2 separate regions of the Homo sapiens genome follow, and region 1 is linked to region 2. Evidence: chromatin contacts called from ENCODE Hi-C data. All regions are on one chromosome and are shown on one strand. Each heading gives the region's core, a stretch centred on a gene start or an enhancer-like site at or near the end of the contact. The rest is flanking DNA. Distances are from core to core; before and after follow the strand shown.

Region 1 (4,185 bases), core at 919-3,418, 130 kb before region 2:
CCACCCACCCACTCCTGTGCATGATGCAAACCAGAGACTGGAGGGGACGCTGCTGCCCCTGGGGGTGCACATGTGGGGGCTGAGACAGGCACCTGCGTCCCTATGTCCCAACGGAGCAAGGGTGGGCACCCCTTCAAACCACTGACTTCTGGAAGCCTGAGCTAGGACTCTGCACCAGGCCCCCCAGTTTTGTTCAGAGGCACAGAGGCCCTTGTCCAGGGGTGGGACAGGATCTCAGGGGCAGGTCTGGAGAGGTTCCCATCTCAGGGGGCTCAGGTGGGCCCTGGGGTTTGGAGACCACTTCCCATTTTGAACAGGAACCCAAAAGACGAGAGGCCCAAGCTCCTCGCAGGGTTGCCACCTAAGCCCAGGGAGGCATAGCCACGGGCTCAGCCAGCCCCAACCCAGGAGGTTAACACTGGTGCTCCCCCTGGCTTTGGGACTTAACTGTTTTTTTCTGGTAGGAAGGTAAACGGTGACAGCCTTATTTTGGAGAACAGCTTGACGATGTCTATTTCTCTTTTTTATTGTGGTAAATATAACGTAAAACTTGCCGTTTGAACCATTTTTCAGTGTGCAGGTCAGTGGCACTACGTGCGTGGATGCTGTTGTGCAGCCCTCACCGCCATCCATCCCGAGAACTCTCTTCACCTTGCGCAACTGAAACTACCCATTCAACCCCAACTCCCCATTCCCACCTTCCCCGGCCCCTGGCATCACCAGGCTGCACCATCCTACCTCCGTCCCTATGAATGCAATGACTCTAGGGACCTGACACAAATGGGATCATACAGTGCATGTCCTCCTGTGACTGGCTTATTCCACTCAGCACAATATACTCAAGTTCCATCCACGTTGCAGCCTGTGTCCATTTCCTTCCTTTTCAGGGCTAAGTAATATTCCACAGTGTGGAGGGCCACGCGGTGCTGACCGAGGGCCCAGTGATGCTGGGTGGTGCGGAGGGCCACATGGTGCTGACTTGTTTGTCCGAGGATGGATACAGGCTGCGTCCATCACGCAGTCACCGTGAGTAAGGCTGCTGTGAACACAGGGTGGAGATCTCCCCTGGAGGCCCTGCGTCAGTGCTCCCGGGTTCTACTGAGAAGTGCAACTGCTAGCTCACACAGTAACTCTGACGGTAACTCTGTCTCATTTCCCGAGGGGCTGCCGTCCTGTTCCCCGCAACAGCTGCACCATGCTACATTCCCAGCAGCAGTGCACAGGGACTGGCTTTCACTCTGATTAACACTTCTACAAGGACGCCCTCCCCACAGTGGCCTCCCACAAGTAGGGCCCACAACCCCAGGAAGGAAGGCCAGACTCACCCAACAGCACACTCTGGCCCCGCTGGAGCATGGGGCGTGCGTGCTTTCACTCATTCACTCACTGAGTTGCTCTGGGCGGCCTCATCCTGCCGCCTGCCCCAGCCCTGTCCTCACTCGCTCCTGCACGGACTCTGGTCACCTGAGGACCCTGCCCTCCAGACAGCAGCGTGGACCAGGATCTCTTCCGCCCAGCCACTCCACGGTGCCACCACTGCTGGGCTGCATCCTGTGCTTGGCTCAAGGCCTCCTGGAGAGGCTGCGTGGCCAACTCTGCAGCCCTGGCAAGCGGCCGCGCCACTCCCAAGGACAGCACAGAACACGAGCAGGACAAGGGAGCACTTCACGGATTTCTGAGAAATGCACCAGCGCCCGGCTGGCCCTCGAGGCGCATGTCAACCCCACCACTTTCCTCCAGGCAGGCAAGGGGGTGGGGGCGCGCACAGAGCACAGATGGTTAAGACCCCAGGCAGCTGGTCCCAAACCTGCTGACTGTGTTTTGTTGGAAGGGAAAACTGAGGAGCTTTTGTCTCCAGGAGCTGCCCCCTTGGTGCGGTCGCGAGCCTGCCCGCGTGGGAGCTGGGGGCCTGTGGCGGCAGCTGGCCACACACGCTCCGTGCCCTGCTGCCCCTGGGCAGAGGAATGTCACAGGCTGGTGCTCCACATGCTCAGCCCACGCCCTGCCATCCCCAGGCTCCAGGTGCCTGCACAGCCATCCTCGTAGCTGGGCCCCAGGGCACCGCCGTCCTCATGGAGAGAGTTCCACGGGGCTCTCTGCTCCTGCATCACCAGCACTTACCACCCAGCCCGTCCCAAGGCTCGCCCGGGCGGCCGAGGGCGGCTGCCAGCTCTTGCCAGCCTCACTCAGCTTTCTCTGATGTACAGCCTTATCTGGACATGGCTGCTCCCTGCTAATGAGGACAGAAGGTCAGGGTGCCTTCTCAGTGTCCTCGTTGGCCAGTGGTCAGGGCCAAGGAGGCTGCTGTGGAGTGAGAGGAACAGGCTCAGCCAGGTGCCTCATGGATAGACTACACCGAGGGCTAGGACCACTGGGTCTCCATGCCTGGGCCCAGTGAGGGGCCACCTCAGCAGAGGCCAGCCCTGCCCATGAGGGAGGGTGAAGAGGTGGTCCCCACCTGCCCCAGAATAGGGGAAGGAACTGATGGTGCCGGAGTCAGCACATCACAGCCATGCCAGGCGCCGGCCACAGCGTCAGAGCCACGCCAGGCGCCGGCCACAGCGTCAGAGCCACGCCAGGCGCCGGCCACAGCGTCAGAGCCACGCCAGGCGCCGGCCACAGCGTCACAGCCACGCCAGGCGCCGGCCACAGCGTCACAGCCACTCCAGGCACTGGCCTATGGGGGCTGAGCTGAGCCCAGGGTGCCTCTGGGAGCACCACGGCTCCAGCAACGGCATCTGCCCCAGAGCAGGGAAGCCTCCGAGGTGGCTGTGAGAACAATGCTGCAAACACACGTCCGGCCCTCAGTGCTGGGCTCCACCACACCACGCATTCCAGTCAGCCTGTGGCAAGGCTGGGAGCTGCCGGCCATTGTCCAGGCTGGGTCCAGTCATCAGGAGGCCCTGTCCTCAGACCTGCTGGGCCTGTACTTCTGTCTCAGTCACCCGAAGGCCCAGGGGCCATTCCATGTTCCTACACGTCCAGCCCAACAGTCCCAGGCACAGGTGTGCAGGTGTACAGTGTGCCTCACCAACAGCTGGAGGGGAACCCCACCCCATGGAGGGGAGCCCCTCCCAGCTCTGTTCCCACCTCCCATACCATGCACACACTCCCGAGGCTGCCAGACCAGAGGGGCTCTGGGAAAAGATGCCACAGCTCCCCCCCGCAGTGCACGTTATGAGCTGCATCCCATCTGGGTCTGTGCTCAGTGACTTGTGTGGCCACGTGCACCTGTGAGCATGACCACGAGCCTGGGCTAACTCAGCTGTGGGCACCAAGCACACACTGGCCCTCAGGTGGAGCTCTACACAGACACTGGCCCTCAGGTGGAGCTCTACCCACACACTGGACCCTCAGGTGGAGCTCTATGTAGACACTGGGCCTCAGGTGGAGCTCTACGCACATACTGGCCCTCAGGTGGAGCTCTACGTAGGCACTGGCCCTCAGGTGGAGCTCTACGCACATATTGGGCCTCAGGTGGAGCTCTACGTAGACACTGGGCCTCAGGTGGGACTCTACGCACACACTGGGCCTCAGGTGGAGCTCTACACAGACAGAGGGAAGAGGGTGAAGCCCTGCACATACTTTCTGCTGCTCAGGACAGAGCCAGGTCTGGTCTGCGTCAGCCTCAAGGTGGGAACAGCTCTCTCCTTCCAATGCTCTCCTGGCCACGCTGCCCTGGAGTCAGGTGGGGTCTGTGGCCTGACCCACTCAGCTAGCTGGCACTGCCTCTGCAGCCGGGGCCCACTCCCTTGGCCCTGGAGTCTGGCAGGAGGAGGTGTCAGGGGAAGGCAGACAGATGAGCCCAACGCAGGAGGATGCAGCTGAGCAGACGGCGGCCACTGCCTGTGGGCAGTCACGCCAAGGGGAAGCCAGGCCAGGCTCTAGACCAGACAGGGCATCGTGGATCCAGGCCCAGGCCCCCGACACCCCACGACCACCCCCAGGCTGGACACTCCATATGGCCCCAGGCAGGAAGGGCCCTGACAGGTGTCTCCCAGCAGGAATGGGCCCTGCCCAGCAAGGGCGTTTCTGTGCAGGGGCTATTTTAGCCCGGGTGAGGCACAGGCAGGTGCGTGTGACAGCTGGGGGAGGCTCCCAGAACCCCCTCTGGGAAGGCCTGTGGGCCACGCCTCACACTGCAGGCCTCCGGGGCCAAGCCCCTGTCCTGGGCAGCCCTGCCAT
Region 2 (4,016 bases), core at 865-3,364:
CATGTCTGCCCACAGCCCGTACCCCAACTGTAGAGGGGCTGCCATGCTGCCCACACCCCGTACCCCAACTGTAGAGGGGCTGCCATGCCTGCCCACACCCCTGTACCCCAACTGTAGAGGGGCTGCCATGCCTGCCCACAATCCCGTACCCCAACTGTAGAGGGGCTGCTATGCCTGCCCACACCCCTGCACCCCAACTGTAGAGGGGCTGCCATGCCTCCCCACAATCCCTGTACCCCAACTGTAGAGGGGCTGCTATGTCTGCCCACAATCCCGTACCCCAACTGTAGAGGGGCTGCCATGCCTGCCCACAATCCCGTACCCCAACTGTAGAGGGGCTGCCATGCCTGCCCACAATCCCGTACCCCAACTGTAGAGGGGCTGCTATGCCTGCCCACACCCCTGCACCCCAACTGTAGAGGGGCTGCCATGCCTCCCCACAATCCCTGTACCCCAACTGTAGAGGGGCTGCCATGCCTGCCCACACCCCTGTACCCCAACTGTAGAGGGGCTGCCATGCCTGCCCACAATCCCTGTACCCCAACTGTAGAGGGGCTGCCATGCCTGCCCACAATCTTGACCCATGCTCATTTGGTCCAGCCGTATGGGTGTGGACCACGCTGGCCAGGGGAGGGACAGGCCGGGCATCTGTGCCCCTGACTTTGGCTTCCTCAAGTCCCTGCAGGGGCGCTGGTTGTCTCCAGGCCTTCCTGAGCGCAGGTGCTTTGCAGGAGACTCCAAGTGCCAGAGGGAGCAGTTCCCATGTCCAGCACAGCTGACAGCGGATGACCCAGCAGCCTCTGTCTAGTGCTGAGGAGCAGGGGAAGAGGAGCGAGTGTGGCCAGCACCCTCTGCAGCTGGCTGCCTCATGCTGGGTGGGCGCCTAGAGCCTTACCCTGTGGCTTGGAGCGAGGTTGGGGGCACCAGCAGGTGGGCGGATTGGCAGCTTCAGAGTCGGGCCCCAGGCAGGTCCAGCCCAGCTGCTGCTCCCTGTGTGGCAGAGGGGGCCAGACACTCCCCTCCCCACTGGCCTGAGCTGCCTGCCTGGGCTGAGTGTTCAAGGCAGGCTGGCATCTGCCCAGAGCTGCCAAGAGCAGGGGCAGGGCCTCAAGGGCGGCAGTGGGAGTCGGGGCTGCAGAAGGCTGTGGCCCCAGCCCTGGCAGTGTGTCCTCGTGGAGGCTGGCTGGATGTTTTACTTGGGGCTCGGTCCTTCCGGCTGCTGGCCTGGGCGGCCTCTTTCTCTTCTGGTGCCTTGGGGAGGGGTCCCCCAGCAGGCTCAGGGCTGCAAAGCCGGAGCATTGCTGGGGTGGGAGGGGGCACCTGCATGGCCTCTCCCCGCCCCTGGCCTCCCACCACACGTCTGAGGCTCTGCAAGGGCAGAGGCAGCAGCGGGCCCCACGGGGGAGGGGCACAGGACCAAGGAACCCCAAGGACCCTGGGTAAGCAGAGCTGGGCCCTGGGGAGCCTCTGTTGGCACTGGAGGGGCAGAGCCCTGGAGGTTCTCCCATGGCCCGGGGCTGTCCCCAGATGTGGTAAGATCTACTTCAGGCTGGGAGTGTGACTGGCAGCCAGCCGCCGTGGTCTCTGCCAGGGATACCCCAACTTCCCCAGCCTTCCACAGTCCGCAGGCCTCTCGTGTACCCCCACTGTGCTTGGCGTGCACCAGCCAGGGGCCGGCCCTTTGTGGGGATGGAGCACATCTGCATGTGAGTGTGCGTGCATCCATGAGTGCACACGTATGCCCGGGCATCCTTGGAGCATCCTGGACCCCTGTCCTAGTGTGGAGTTTGGTGTTGTGTACTGGGAACTTTGTGGGACCAAGGGCCAGGACCCAAGGCCAGCCAGGCCCCTCTGTTCACCCACCTACCCCAGCTCAGCACATACCGCTCAGGGCCAGTGGGCAGGAAGCGCGCATGTCCTGCCCAATTTCAGGTGGGGCATAGTGGGCGGGTTCGGCCCACTCATGCAGCCACAGAGCTTTCCTGGAGTTTCCTGCCCTCTGCCAAGTCCAAGTCACCTTTGCCCGCATGCCAGAGGGGAGGGCAGGGCAGGGGCTGAGGGCCACGTGGGCTGCTGGCTGCTGGCTGCTGGCTGCTGAGCTAGAGTCAGCCAGCCAGAGAGAGGACGGAGCTGGCAGCCTCAGGGGCACACGTGTGCAGGCATGTGACCATCCACAGAGAAATGCATAATGCCCTTACGTACGTGTGCCTGTGCACACCTGTGAGTGCCCTTCCATGCACACCACACCCTCCTACATGGCCGCTATTCATGCACACCCAGTACGCGTGTACACGTACACACATTCATCCGCACACACGTCTGCTCGCACCCATCCCACCACCATGTGCACGGGCTTGAGCGTGTGTACCCAGACCCACACCTGGATGCACAGATGCTGAGGGCCGGGAGCCTCTGGACCAGCTCAGGGTGTCGGGCCCGGTTGGGGCAGACAACTGGCCGCAGTCCACACCCACATGGTGGCTGAGCCCTCGGACACTTGTGGGCCTGTGGGTGATCTTTCTAATTTTTAAATTTCTTTTTGAGATTGAGTCATGCTATGTTGCCCAGGCTGGCCTTAAATCCCTGGGCTCCAGCGATCCTCCTGCCTCGGCCCCCAGAGTAGCTGGAACTGCAGGTGTGAGCCACCGCACCTGGCTGGGGATGCTCATGGTAGTTTCTCCTCACAGGGGCACTGTGACAGGGCCCAGGAGTCACCAGGCCTGCCCCTGCAGCCACTCCCCACAGATGCAGCGGGGAGGGATGGTCTGGGGGCTTGTGTCTGGTAACTCCAGCACCTGATGGTCACCCAGCCCACACCAGTGCTGTGTGACCTGGCACCTGCTCCATCCCTCGGCCACAGAGTGGGGAGTGAGGTGAGCTTCCTGGCAGTTCGGGGAGTGAGGCAGCGCCAGGCTGGGTGAGCACTCCAGCGTGACCCCCCCACTGCCCAGGCCCCTGGAATAGGGGACAGCAGACAGTCCCAGGCTCCCCCAACCCCCAGGTGCCTTCTGTTGCCCACGTCTGCCCCTCTGCCAAACAGGCCCCTGGTCAGCCCAGCCAGGGTGGGTCAGGAATCCTGGGCCTGGGCTGAGCATTACTGGGGCAGCAAGGGACACCTGCAGGGTCTCTCACTGAATGAGAGGTTCTGCGAGGGCAGATGCCGGGCAGCCCCTGAGGATGCCCCCACCCCTCCCTCTGCCTCCTGCTCCCCATCCCCCACCCCTCCCTTCACCTCCCCCCCATCCCCTCCCTCCACCTCCCAGCCCCTCTTTCCACCGTCTGTCCCCCAGTGTCCTCCAAGACACTGACAGAAGCCCTCTTCTAGGCCTGCTGCTGCTCTCTGGTCCTGTTCCAGGTGGGGCAGGGGCTGCTGCATGAGGAGCTGCTGGGCCTGGGGCCAGAAATGGGGGCTCTTTTGTCACTGTCTAGAGTCTGAGTCTGCCACCAGGGACTGCCACCCGCTCCCCTGGTTTGAGGGAGTCGGGCAAAGGAGTGTGGAGCACGCCCTTCCCAGCCCCCACAGCTGGGTGATGGTGGGTGGGGGCCGCCCTGTGGTTCTCCCATGGAGCTTGGAGGTGGTAGCGAGACACAGCAGGCTGACGTGGACCCGCTGAGGGATGGGCACCCGGGATCCAGGCTCCTGCGGGACCGGCCTGCCCAGTGTGTCCGGGAGACTCGGCTGGCCCGCCCCCTGGCGGCCACGGGCGGCACCATCTGGAAGCGGACATTTATGTTCTTGGGACACTTGGCCTTTTCCCGGGTGATGAAGCCCACCTTGCACCCCATCTGGTGAATCCGGAGGCCACGAAGATGCCTTTATGTTCTTAATTGTTGTATCAGGTCTTTGTTGAATCTTGGAGCCCTGCCTGGCTGGTGGCCCCCAACCCCACACAGCAAGGCCTTCTCGCCTTCCTCCTCGGTCCTTCCCTTTCAGGGTCTGAGGACCCCTTGGCCAAGACGGTGGAGACAGGCTCGGAGGAAAAGTAACCCTGAGCCTTGGGGGCTTCAGGAGATTA

The links. A loop is a pair of places that touch in the nucleus more often than their neighbours do. Pooled maps may share reads with other maps.
Region 1: a loop to region 2 is called in a map of Caco-2, with 15 times the contacts of the local background. The contact joins two enhancer-like sites. A Hi-C loop is called at or near these places in 11 of 168 maps with a recorded cell type or tissue (Caco-2, GM18951, K562 and 7 more) and 5 of 50 pooled maps.

What each region holds. Positions count from the first base shown.
Region 1 is chr14:105,333,799-105,337,983 of GRCh38, reverse strand. All of the region lies in intron 1 of PACS2 (phosphofurin acidic cluster sorting protein 2), which reads right to left. Among named protein-coding and RNA genes, the nearest start is that of PACS2, 21 kb to the right of the region's middle. RefSeq lists an enhancer at 1-424. Within about 2 kb of position 2,168, at least 7 of the 41 ENCODE cell types and tissues checked have a DNase peak (open chromatin) inside an H3K27ac peak, as active enhancers do; they include heart left ventricle, where a contact is called at or near this core.
Region 2 is chr14:105,202,834-105,206,849 of GRCh38, reverse strand. No RefSeq gene overlaps it. Among named protein-coding and RNA genes, the nearest start is that of NUDT14, 24 kb to the right of the region's middle. Within about 2 kb of position 2,114, at least 10 of the 41 ENCODE cell types and tissues checked have a DNase peak (open chromatin) inside an H3K27ac peak, as active enhancers do; they include heart left ventricle, where a contact is called at or near this core.